2 separate regions of the Homo sapiens genome follow, and region 2 is linked to region 1. Evidence: read pairs that join two places in POLR2A ChIA-PET (ENCODE). Cell type or tissue: MCF 10A. All regions are shown on one strand. Each heading gives the region's core, and the rest is flanking DNA. Links, peaks and the distances in the headings are about the cores only.

Region 1 (5,383 bases), core at 207-5,206:
AAGGGAGGAATGTGTAATGAGACATGTCTGACCCCCTCTTCCCATCATGGCCTGAATTACTTTAGAATGCCCTTAGTTGAGAGGAGGGGTCCATTCAGACGGTTTTGGAGCTTAGAATTTTGTTTTTAGTTTGCATTCCTGAGTGCTGGTAGACCCTTCAGTGTTCATTAGAACTTTATTGTTCAGACCCAAGAAGAGCAAACTTTTTGATGAAGTATTACAAGAGAAAAGATAAACAGCCTTCTGAAGAAGCAAGTTATTTTGTTGTAGCAATGTCTACTAAAGAAACCAACTGGCTTCTTCCTGTTCGCCCACCTTTCCTTTGTTTATTGATATTTCCACCAGAGGAAGGACCAGGCAAAAGGGAGAATAAATTCACTTTTTAAGATAATGCTTCTGAGTTTTAGCACAGCATCCCACTTCCCGGGAAGCTTTATTGCCAAGGCAATAAGGAGACCATGTGAGTAGGAGTTAAATGCACAGCCATTTGTGAAGTGAGACTGCTTGGGTTCAGATCTTGATTCTGCCCTTTATTCTATGTTGTGGAATATATTACATTGTGCTGTGCCTCTTTTACCTTATTTGTAAAATAGAGCAAGCACCCAACTCAAGCAGTTGTTGCAAGAACTGCCTGCTATGCTGTTTAATACAGTATGTGGCAAATAGCAAGTGGGTAGTAAATGTTAATAATACTGTTTGGATTCTCATTTTACATATGAGAAACTGAGGTTTAATGAAGTTAAAAAAAGAAAAAAAAAACTTGTCTAAAGTCACACTACTAGTTAGTGGCAATGCAAGGAAAAGGACCAAGGTTTCAAATCTACAACTTTCTCCTTTAAGCTACAGTGCTCCCGTAAAGAGTATTTTTAAAATTGGTAATAGGAAGGGAATTGAGATGTATATTTGAAAATATAAATAATCCATCCTGTCCCTCAGCTCAGAGTTCTTTTTACCAGACTTTTACCAGACTGGTTCACTTTTACCAGACTTGCTTGGGTTATGTCATTTTAGTCAGTATATTTGGCAGAACTATCAGGGTGTGTTGCAGAGTGCTGTAGAATGAAAGTCATGAGAAATGACTTCTAATGGTAGTTTCCCATTCATTTACTTATATGACCTTGACATTTCTCATTCCAGTGATCTCTACTAGTTTATAAAATTACTTAGTTCAAGTAGTTATATGCTGACAATACATATTCTAGAGAAAATACTCATTGAGATTATTATAAACTAAGTTTTTGACTTTTCAGAAGTTTTCAATGCTTATGTAAACTGCTTAGAAATAAATTTATCATTTTATGAAACTTGGTGATAGTTTACTATTATCTCAAATTGCTTATAAATTAATGGAAGTGTCTCCCATACATTTTAAAATGACTTTTCTGTTGACATTTTGGGGTATAGCTTCCCACTTATGTATTAAAATGCAATTAAAGAAAAACCCCTAAACTTTCTGTTTTAGCTGCTTGTTACTCACATTTTGCCTTGGTATATCACCATCTAACTCCATAAATATTGTCCCCTATTGTCTCTTGTTATTTTTCACCTGAAAATTATTTTGCTATGACTCTTTCCATCTTCTACCTTAGTATCCTATTTTTATTTTATTATTATTTATTTTTATTTTACTTTAAGTTCTGGGATACATGTGCTGAACGTGCAGTTTTGTTATATAGGTACACATGTGCCATGGTGATATGCTGCACCTGTCGACCCGTCATCTAGGTTTTAAACCCTGCAACCTATTTTTAAAAATCTATATTTTACCTCAGCAAAGTAAAAAATAGATGAGGCAGCAATGGTAACATATTACTAATTGTTGGGGCTGAATGATCATGGGGCTTCATTATATTTTTCTGTACATAAGTTGAACATTTTTCATGATAAAAAGGGTCTAAAAGATATGCTTTTTTCCTCCTCTCTCCAAATTTAGTTTCAAAGATACCTTAATTCATGATTCAGACATGTTCTTGCTTTTGTGAAAGGGATTCTATTCTTTTCTTTTTTTTTTTTTAATCAATGGTTTAAAAACCTATCCTCGACACTATTTTAAATCTGTTCTTGACACTCTTTTTCTGGTTAGACGTTCATTTTCCATAGCCTCATTTATCTTCGGAAGTCACAACCTTTATTTGGAAGAAGAGGTTTAAAGTCATTATTCATGCCCCAAATCCTTCAATTTTCTCTCTAGAAATTGAGAGCAACTAGAAATTATATTCTAGGTATTTGTCCTAGAGTTCAGTTTGGGTAGGCTATACTAGAAAGGGTGGATTAATTTAGTTTCTGATTAGACCTGGTGGAACACTTCAGGTGACTCAGAAGTTCCTGATAGTGGGTCTGAGGAAGAAATGTGGACAGGCAGGTTGAATGTTAGGGGAATATGGAAACAGGCAATAAGTAGATGATGGTATTTGGCGTGTAGGAGATCCAGCCATGCGTGCAAGACGGCCATTTCAGCATGTTGGCAAAATGGCAGAGTTGACCTAATGGATAGCAGCCCACATTATAAAGTAGAAACAAGTTTCAGGGCCAGTATTTTTAGGCCCTGGGAAAATAGGCCGGAGGTTTACGGTGAGTGTCTTGTTCCTAGAGAAACTTTGTTACCTTGTACAGTAAATGGCAAAGCATCTGATTTCTGGGAAGTGAGTTTCAAGAGAGAGAGGTTAGATTACTAGGAATAAAGAAAGAGTCTAGATACTAGGAATGGCTTAGAAGGTGAGAGTTGGACAGAATGAGGCTGAATTGGTGCTAAGCCTCTGACTCTGAGGGCTCCTTAAATATCTTCCAGCAACAAGATTTTAATAGTATTGTTGTTATTTTTAGTTGACACATACATATTTACAGGGTACCCTGTGATATTTTGTTACATGTATACTTTTTTTTTTTTCCTGAGGACTAATTCTTGCTGTGAAACTAGAGAAATGTATGTAACAGAGGCTAGATGGGTTATTATATTATTTTTATTTTTATTTTTTCAGAGTCAGAGTCTCGCTGTGTCACCCAGGCTGGAGTGGACTGGTGTGATCTCGGCTCACTGCAGCTGCTGCCTCCTGGGTTCATCCCTGCCTCAGCCTCCTGAGTAGCTGGGATTACAGGTGTCCGCCACCATGGCTGGCTAATTTTTGTATTTTTTAGTAGAGACAGGGTTTTGCCTGGCTGATCTTGAACTCCTGACCTCAGGTGATCCACCTGCCGTGGCCTCCCAAAGTGCTGGAATTATAGGCGTGAGCCACTATGCCTGGCCCTAGGTGGGTTATTATACTAAGTTTCTTTGAGCAGCAGCCTTTGTTCACATGTGACTCACTGGTAGTGGGTATTAGTTGGCAGGTTTGGGTGTAGCTGGCTCTTTGTTTTTTTTCTTTTTTTTTTAAGATTTGGATCTATGTTTCCAGCAGATTGCTAGACCTATTGATATCTGTGACAGGGTCACAACTAATCTGGCAGCTCTAGCAGAGTTACCAAATAATACTCAGTTTTTTCCCCCAGCACAGAACTGTTGAACACTCTGTTTTTTTTTTGGAGCGGGGGAGGATATCTAGGTGGCATCAATTATCACAGTTTGCCTGAGACTGAGGGGTTTCCCAGGATGTGGAACACTTCACTGCTAAAACTGGGAAAGTCCCAGGCAAACTGGAATGATTGGTCACCTCTTCTGTAACTAGCTAACATAGCTCTGTTTTATGTGTTCTGTGATTTATTTGGAGGCTATTTACAGATAGTACAACTGTGAGTTGTATGTTGTACCTTAATTTAAAACTTAAGTGCATGGTGTAAATATGAATCCTTGACAGAGTAGCTTTTGTTCTGTATTTAAATTATTAATGATTTAGAAAATAATTTTCACTAAAGTAGGAGAAAATGCAGAATTGATATTTTCTAAATGTGGTATTTCAGCTAAGTGACTTATCTGCACCAAAAAAGTTTCCAAGTGGGATTTGTGTTCATAAAAAAGTTTGTTTTTTATTAGACTTGTGATAAATTCAAGAAATTCTTCTGCAAGTAAAAAACACTCACAATCATTTAACATAAAAGGTTATTTAACTTTAAAGCCAGCTTTCAATAAAGCCTGTTAAACTAGTTCACTGGTGAGTGAATGAATTGATTAAAAATACTTTCTTAAATATATCTTTTTATAACCATTTTGGATTGGTAATGGCTTAAAATCCAATGTGAACAAAGAATGTTAGGGCATTGGAAATAGCACTGACATTGGCCCATAGTTTTCCTCTGATTAAATGAAAGTGACACCAGTAGATTAGAATGAGACTAGGACAATTCACACTGCAATTTTGTTAGTTTAACTTTAACAGTCTTTTAACACTCTTGTTTAAATGTAGCTGACATACCATAATTACAAATCTACAAGCCTTGATTATAGAATTTTACATCATGAGCCTGTGGGGAAATTGTATTGATTTTTTTTTTTTTAATAAAGCAAGCATTGTTCCCAAACTGTGGCATCTTCCGAAGTTTGTTTATATCTACATCCTATATACAACTGTGTATGGTGTATATGCTATGTATAGCAGGCATGAAGACAACATAAAAGGTATGTAAAATCTCCACTATTAGTTCAATATATATTATACTGATATAAAAAGTGAAGAATGCAAATGACACGTATACTTAAGTAGACGTAAAGTCTCCCCCCATTAGCTTTAGCTGTTTATATACTTATATTTAAAGCAATGGTGCATAGAAGTATGGTGGACTGTATCTGGGATAGGTTAAGAACATAGTCCTGTAAATTATTCCTGTAAGATTTGCTAGCTTTGTTTTCTTTTATCCTCTTTTGCACTGTACCCCATTGCTAAGTTCAGCCAGATGGCTACCTTCCTACTTTGAAATTTAGCTAGTTCCTTTAGGAATTTGTGTAATGTATTCAGTTCTCCAAAGTGGTGGTCAGAGGCCATGTCAAAATGGATTGCAGGTGGTCAGCTCTTCACCACATTCTGTTAACTACTTGGCAAGTAGTTACTCTTAGGAGCAATATAGCAGGCAACCAGATGTCTCTTCAAGCTGGAGAGGGAGAAGGCTAAGGCCACTCATCATCACAGTTTTCCCAACACAAGGTATTTTATTCTCCAGGTTGAATGTGGAGATGAAAGATCTTTGGCCCTGTATGTGTATGGGTGTTTTGTTTTTTCATTGCATTTTTTTGTTTGGTTGGAAATTTTGAAAATCTGTAGTAAGCAAGGTTGGAAAATTTTATTAATAATGGCAGTCTAAAACTCTTAAGACAGTAAATGCTTAGATGTGTGATGTCTATTCCAGTATTCTACTTCCAGTAATACCTTTATAAAAGAATATAATAATGTTCTATTGTGATGCTGTTGTGTCCAAATAGAACTGATTTTTTTCTTAATAACTTGTCATAGGTCTA
Region 2 (5,383 bases), core at 324-5,323, 140 kb before region 1:
AGACATTTTATGAAGTGAAATCTGATCTGCCTAACAAGGTTTGCACAAAATAATACAATAAGAATTCCAGGGGAAATTTCATGTTGTTAAAGTGTAGTGTTAGGTCAACCCAGTTTCATCAGTTTCTGAGCCCAAGGGCCATGGGCATGGGGAGTCTTTCTGTCTGCACCTCCCTTGAATGCCCCTGACACACGCAGATCCTGCCCCTGCCCCACCACTTGAAGTGCTGTCACCCCATCCATACCTCATTTTTCTGAGCGTAGACAGCCACAGTTTAGAGTTTAAAGATGCAATTAAATAGGCCCCTGGTGACTACGAGACTGACAGATGCTAACTGGCCTATAAAGAGGTATGCAGTCTTTCACAGTCCTCTAACTAAGGGCTCTGATTGGTCACAAACCACAGGTTTATCCCTGTCAGTTGCTCCATAAGAAGTTCATAAAAAGAAGTCAATTTTATAAAGCAATTACATTCAAAGTTAATTATTTTTGTTGCCCAAAATTTCACCAGTAGAATTCCTTTAAGTGGTAAACTTCTCTAGTATAGTCAAAATATTAATATCTAAACATTTTAGATGGTACCAAAAAGTTGTATGGCTTTTCAGTAATATCTAATGTGTCATACTAATAGAAAAATAAATAGATACCAATTTAACCTATGATATGCTATCTTTTCTTGTTTTTGCAGCTATGATAAAGCTGTTTCCTTTTGTCTTTGAGACAGACTTGACTTAATCACAAGAGTAATTGTGGTGTCATTCTATTTCTTGCCATATTTTTGTAATTATTTTTCAGGTATCAAGTCTTTTTACAAGTTGGTACATTAGAAATCAAATTTTTTTATTTGAAAAGTGTATCTTTTAAGTGATAGTCCTTTACAAATTTGACCTTATTTATTCCCAAACTGAGCTATTGTAAATGGGCCAGAAAAATGAAGAAAAACTTTGGGTTGTCTGTCAAGTAATATGAAGATAAAAGAAAAATGATTGACTTTTAGACTGGGCATGGTGGCTCATGCCTGTAATTCTAGCACTTTGGGGAGCCAAGATGGGAGGATCACTTTTGCCCAGAAATTTGAGACCAGCCTAGGCAACATAGCGAGATCCCCTCTCTACAAAAAAAAAAAAAAAAGAAAAAGAAAGAAAAGAAAAGAAAAAAACAAGCTGGGTATGGTGGCATGCACCTGTGGTCTCAGCTAGTCAGGAGGCTGAGGTGGAAGGATCGCTTGAGCTCAGGAAGTCAAGGCTACAGTGAGCTGTGATCATGCCATTGTACTCCAGTCTGGGCAACACAGCAAGACCCCATCTGAAAAAAAAAAAAGGAAGGAAAGAAAAATATTGACTTTCAGCTTGTTTCTACTGTGTCAATTAAATTATGGTAATTTTAAATTTTAAAAATGAATCTGAATGAATCTCTTTTATGATGTATCTAACATTAATTCAAATTATTCCAAAATGATGCATATTGTTTAGTACATTGAAAGGAGCAGAAAATTACTTAATAATTCAGTATATCTGATTGGAGACTGGCAGTGTGTCTGAATTTCACTTGGCTGCAGGTCACAGAAGCCTGACATTAAACAAGTAAAGGTTTGTTTGATTTTCGAAGAAGAGAAAAGATGGTGAAAAGCCAGTCTCCCTTTCTTTCTTTTTTGAGATGGAGTCTCATCCTGTGGCCCAAGCTGGAGTGGGAGTGCAGTGGTGCAATCTCGGCTCACTGCAACTTCCACCTCCCAGATTCAAGTGATTCTCCTGCTTCAGCCTCCCGAGCAGCTGGGATTACAGGCGCATGCCACCATGCCCAGCTAATTTTTGTAGTTTTGAGTAGAGATGGGGTTTCACCATGTTGGCCAGGCTGGTCTTGAACTCCTGACCTCAAGTGATCTGCCTGCCTTGGCCTCCCAAAGTGCTGGGATTACAGGCATGAGCCACCGCCTCCAGCCCAGTCTCCCTCTCAAAAGTGTCCTCAGAAGTCTCGCTCAGAAGCCTCGTTCCTATCTCCTTGTTGGAGATGTTTTGCTTGTCTCTCCAGGCCGACTCCTACTCTCCCGCATCCTGCTCTGTGCCGGTGGAGGCTGACCTGTGTGGCTGCTCCAGTGGATTCCTTTGCCATCCCACTTCCACAGGAAGCTGCAGCATCATTTGCTTTGTGAGATCAATGAGAGGATGGGAAGACGTGAAGGTGGAAGGAGAGTGAAGTTGAGCAATTTACCTCCGTAGCTCTTCCCTGCTGACTCATTAAAGTCTGATTACATCCCTCTCGTAAGGCCTCAGACCTCATCAGTGAGCCAACAGTTGCTCATGATAGGGACTGGACTGGGGCTGGGGAGGCCTGGGAAAGAGTTCGCCCTACAGATGACAGCCTCACAGCCAGCTTGCTCTTGAACCTGAAAGGAGCGAAGGTATCTGCTGCTCTGTGAAAGTAAGCATTGGACCTGCTTACCATCAACCCAGCCCCAGGCTTCCACTTTGGGATATAGTCTGCCAACAGTTCTGAGGGAATCAGAAGTCTGCAATTCTGGTCAAAAATGTACTTCACAATACAATCAGACAGCAAGAGCTTGGGATTTTCTACACCAACCAATTATCCAACTCTCCAGATACTAACTGGGTGTCTGACAATTCACTTCTGACACTACCTGGAGTTAGTGGGGACTCCACAGGTAGAGGGCTCTGTCTCACAAGACTGCCACCACTTCAGGGGTCAATCACAAGCAGTGGGTCCCCCGGTTGCTCATACTTCTGTCCAACTTGGCTACAAATTAGAGGTTCCCATGATCCCCTCCTCAGGTTTGATAATTTCCTATAACAGCTCAGGGAACTCAGAGAAACACTTATATTTACTGGTTTATTATTCTAAGAGATATAAGAAAGGATACAAACAAACAGCCAGATGAAGAGGAACATAGGATGAGGTCTGGAAGGATCCCAACCACAGGAGTGTCTGTTCCTGTGGAGTTGAGTTATGCTACCCTCCTGGCATGTGAATGCCTTCACCAACCTGGAAGCTCCCCAAATGCCACCTTTTAGGGATTTTAATGGCGGCTTCATCACATAGGCATGATCGATTATCAACTCAGTCTCTAGCCTCTCTCCCCTTCCCTGAGGATGGGGAATGCAGCTGTAAGTTTCAAGCTTCTAATCATGGTTTGGATTTTCTAGTGACCAGTCTCCATCCCGAAGCTTTCCAGGAGCCCACCAAGAGTTACTTCATTCGACAAAAGGCACTCCTATCACCCAGGAAATTCCAAGGGATGTAGGAGCTCAAAGACCAAAATGTCAAAGACCAAATATTAGAATAAAAAATGCTCCTAATATCCATGTTACTTAGGAAAAAACATGGCTTTGGGAGCTCTCTGCCGGGAACCAGGGGCTGAGATCAAACATATATTGTTTATAATGTCACACTGCCCCAGTGGAGTCTCCCCTTGACTCTCAAAACCATCATCTCCCATAAACCTAGAAAGAGGAAGATTGTAATGATAGTATTTCTTTTTAAGACCAAGTAGAAATCAACCTTCAGAAACAACATCTCACCTAAAATTTCTGAGGGAGGCTGTGATAATGTCAGTCCCCACCCGCAGCTTCTGCTTTGCCTGCTGCAATAAGGGAGGGAAGGAATTCACTGTACAATAACCTGCCTGTTCCCCATCCTTTACCATCCTAAAATATACAGGGGTTTTCACCGCAGCGTTGATTTGAAAGAGCTTTTCAGATATGAGTCCCAGCTATCCCCATTTTAAGTTTGAAGAAAGCGGCCCAAATTCTACCCTTTTTTCGTATGGCCACACAGCTTACATTTTATCAAGACTTTATGCAGGAGTGGCCCATTAGTCAGATCTCTTTTAAATGACAGAAAATCCATTTTCTCCTGCTACATAAACCTAGATTTTTGCCCAGCTTGCATTTCCTTTAAGGTAGGCAGCAGCAGCGAAAAACAACCTACAAGAAGAAGAACAGAAGATGATAGCTCCACGGTCACTGGTGTCTACTACACAGGGAAAAGCCATCTAGACAGAGGTGGGCTTACCATGAGGCTACCAAGGCTTACTCTGCACTAAGCTGCAGCTGTTGGAGCCCCAACAATTTTAAATTTATAATTTCGTACTCTTTTTCTAAAGGAGAGACTTCCAAATTGTATGAGCTTAAGGACCCACCAAACTTGGATCTTCCTTTGAACATAGACATTGTCAAAATACATAAAGCCTGAATCCATTTCATAATAACTGAACTATGGACACTGGGCCAAGCTCTAGAAGAAATCCTAGGCTGCCCTCAACCTGGGGTTAGGAGCAGTCAGACTGACTTGGGGTTTGGAAATCAGAACAAGTGATTTCAGCTATATTTAATAACCAATTATTTTGTTGCAGGCTTTTTAAAAGGTGCCAAAATAAAATTTACGAAGATTAAATTCTAGGTTTTTCTGCAAAATGGGTTAGTGCTGAGCACATTTAGGCACTCAGTGTTACCTTAGAACCAGAATATGTTACAGACTGTCTCAGTTTCCACTCCCATTTGGTTATGAACTCTGAGCCAAAAAGCCCAAGAAGAACCTTAATCAGATCACACATCAGCTTAGAATAGTGATTTAGACATCTGGGTATTTGCAACTGGATAAAGGCCACCAACTCACTTGTCAAAAGCCACTGAACATCTGTTGGTATGGAAATAGCTCTCCTAGCTGACCTGGAATCAGATTTCAACAGCCGACCTTACAATGAAAGGGCATCTCTTCTCCTATTATCCAGATACGTTGGTGCATCCAGAAATATACTATCAAGTAATCATGCTTTCTAAAATATATTTATTTGATACAAGTGCGCACAGTGTTAATGCATTTTCTCTTTCACCTGTACTTGTCTGCCTTGCTATAAGACATGTACAAGGATGATATAAAAAATATTGAACTCAGGCACTGAAGCAGAGTGCTGGAGAGAGTCTGTGTGGAGTTCTTGGGAAGGGGCTTTAGGGAAGGAAGGAGGGGATACGTGGAGGTGGGAGACACTCTTGGAGTTTAGGACAACTACTGTTTAACAAATATGGAGGTATTTCAATACTTTAACAGTATGGCAGCATCTATGTGAGCCTGCTGAACCAGACTTGGACATAGATAGAGGGCAGCTTGAGCTATAGCCTGGCTCAAACAGGAAAGTACGTAGCGGACAGTTTCAGAGTCTATGAGGCAGTGTCATTAGTTGGTGTGAAAGCAACATTTATTAAACTCCTTCTGTGTGTGAACATCACATGCTGTGCTGCACACAGAGCCAGGCAAGAGGTGGCCTTGTTCTGGGGCCTGTACTTTAGAGGGCCCTACAGTCACACACACATGCGTGTGAACAAACACACTAATTTAAGGAACACTTGGGATCTGGTGCTCAGTGCTGA

Evidence for each region. Peaks named below come from ENCODE experiments on the same cell type or tissue, not always from the same donor. Only the 100,000 strongest peaks of a DNase experiment are listed, where the experiment ranks them.
Region 2: POLR2A ChIA-PET joins it to region 1 with 5 read pairs; 2 of 35 experiments call an interaction of 5 or more read pairs at or near these places.

Annotation. Positions count from the first base shown.
Region 1 is chr5:77,768,715-77,774,097 of GRCh38, reverse strand. All of the region lies in intron 1 of TBCA (tubulin folding cofactor A), which reads left to right. Among named protein-coding and RNA genes, the nearest start is that of TBCA, 4.9 kb to the left of the region's middle. RefSeq lists enhancers at 1-64, 65-950. In MCF 10A, for the core only: no CTCF peak of the experiment used is centred there; no DNase peak of the experiment used is centred there.
Region 2 is chr5:77,903,846-77,909,228 of GRCh38, reverse strand. All of the region lies in intron 1 of LOC101929154 (a long non-coding RNA gene), which reads right to left. Among named protein-coding and RNA genes, the nearest start is that of TBCA, 130 kb to the right of the region's middle. In MCF 10A, for the core only: no CTCF peak of the experiment used is centred there; a DNase peak (open chromatin) is centred at 2,258.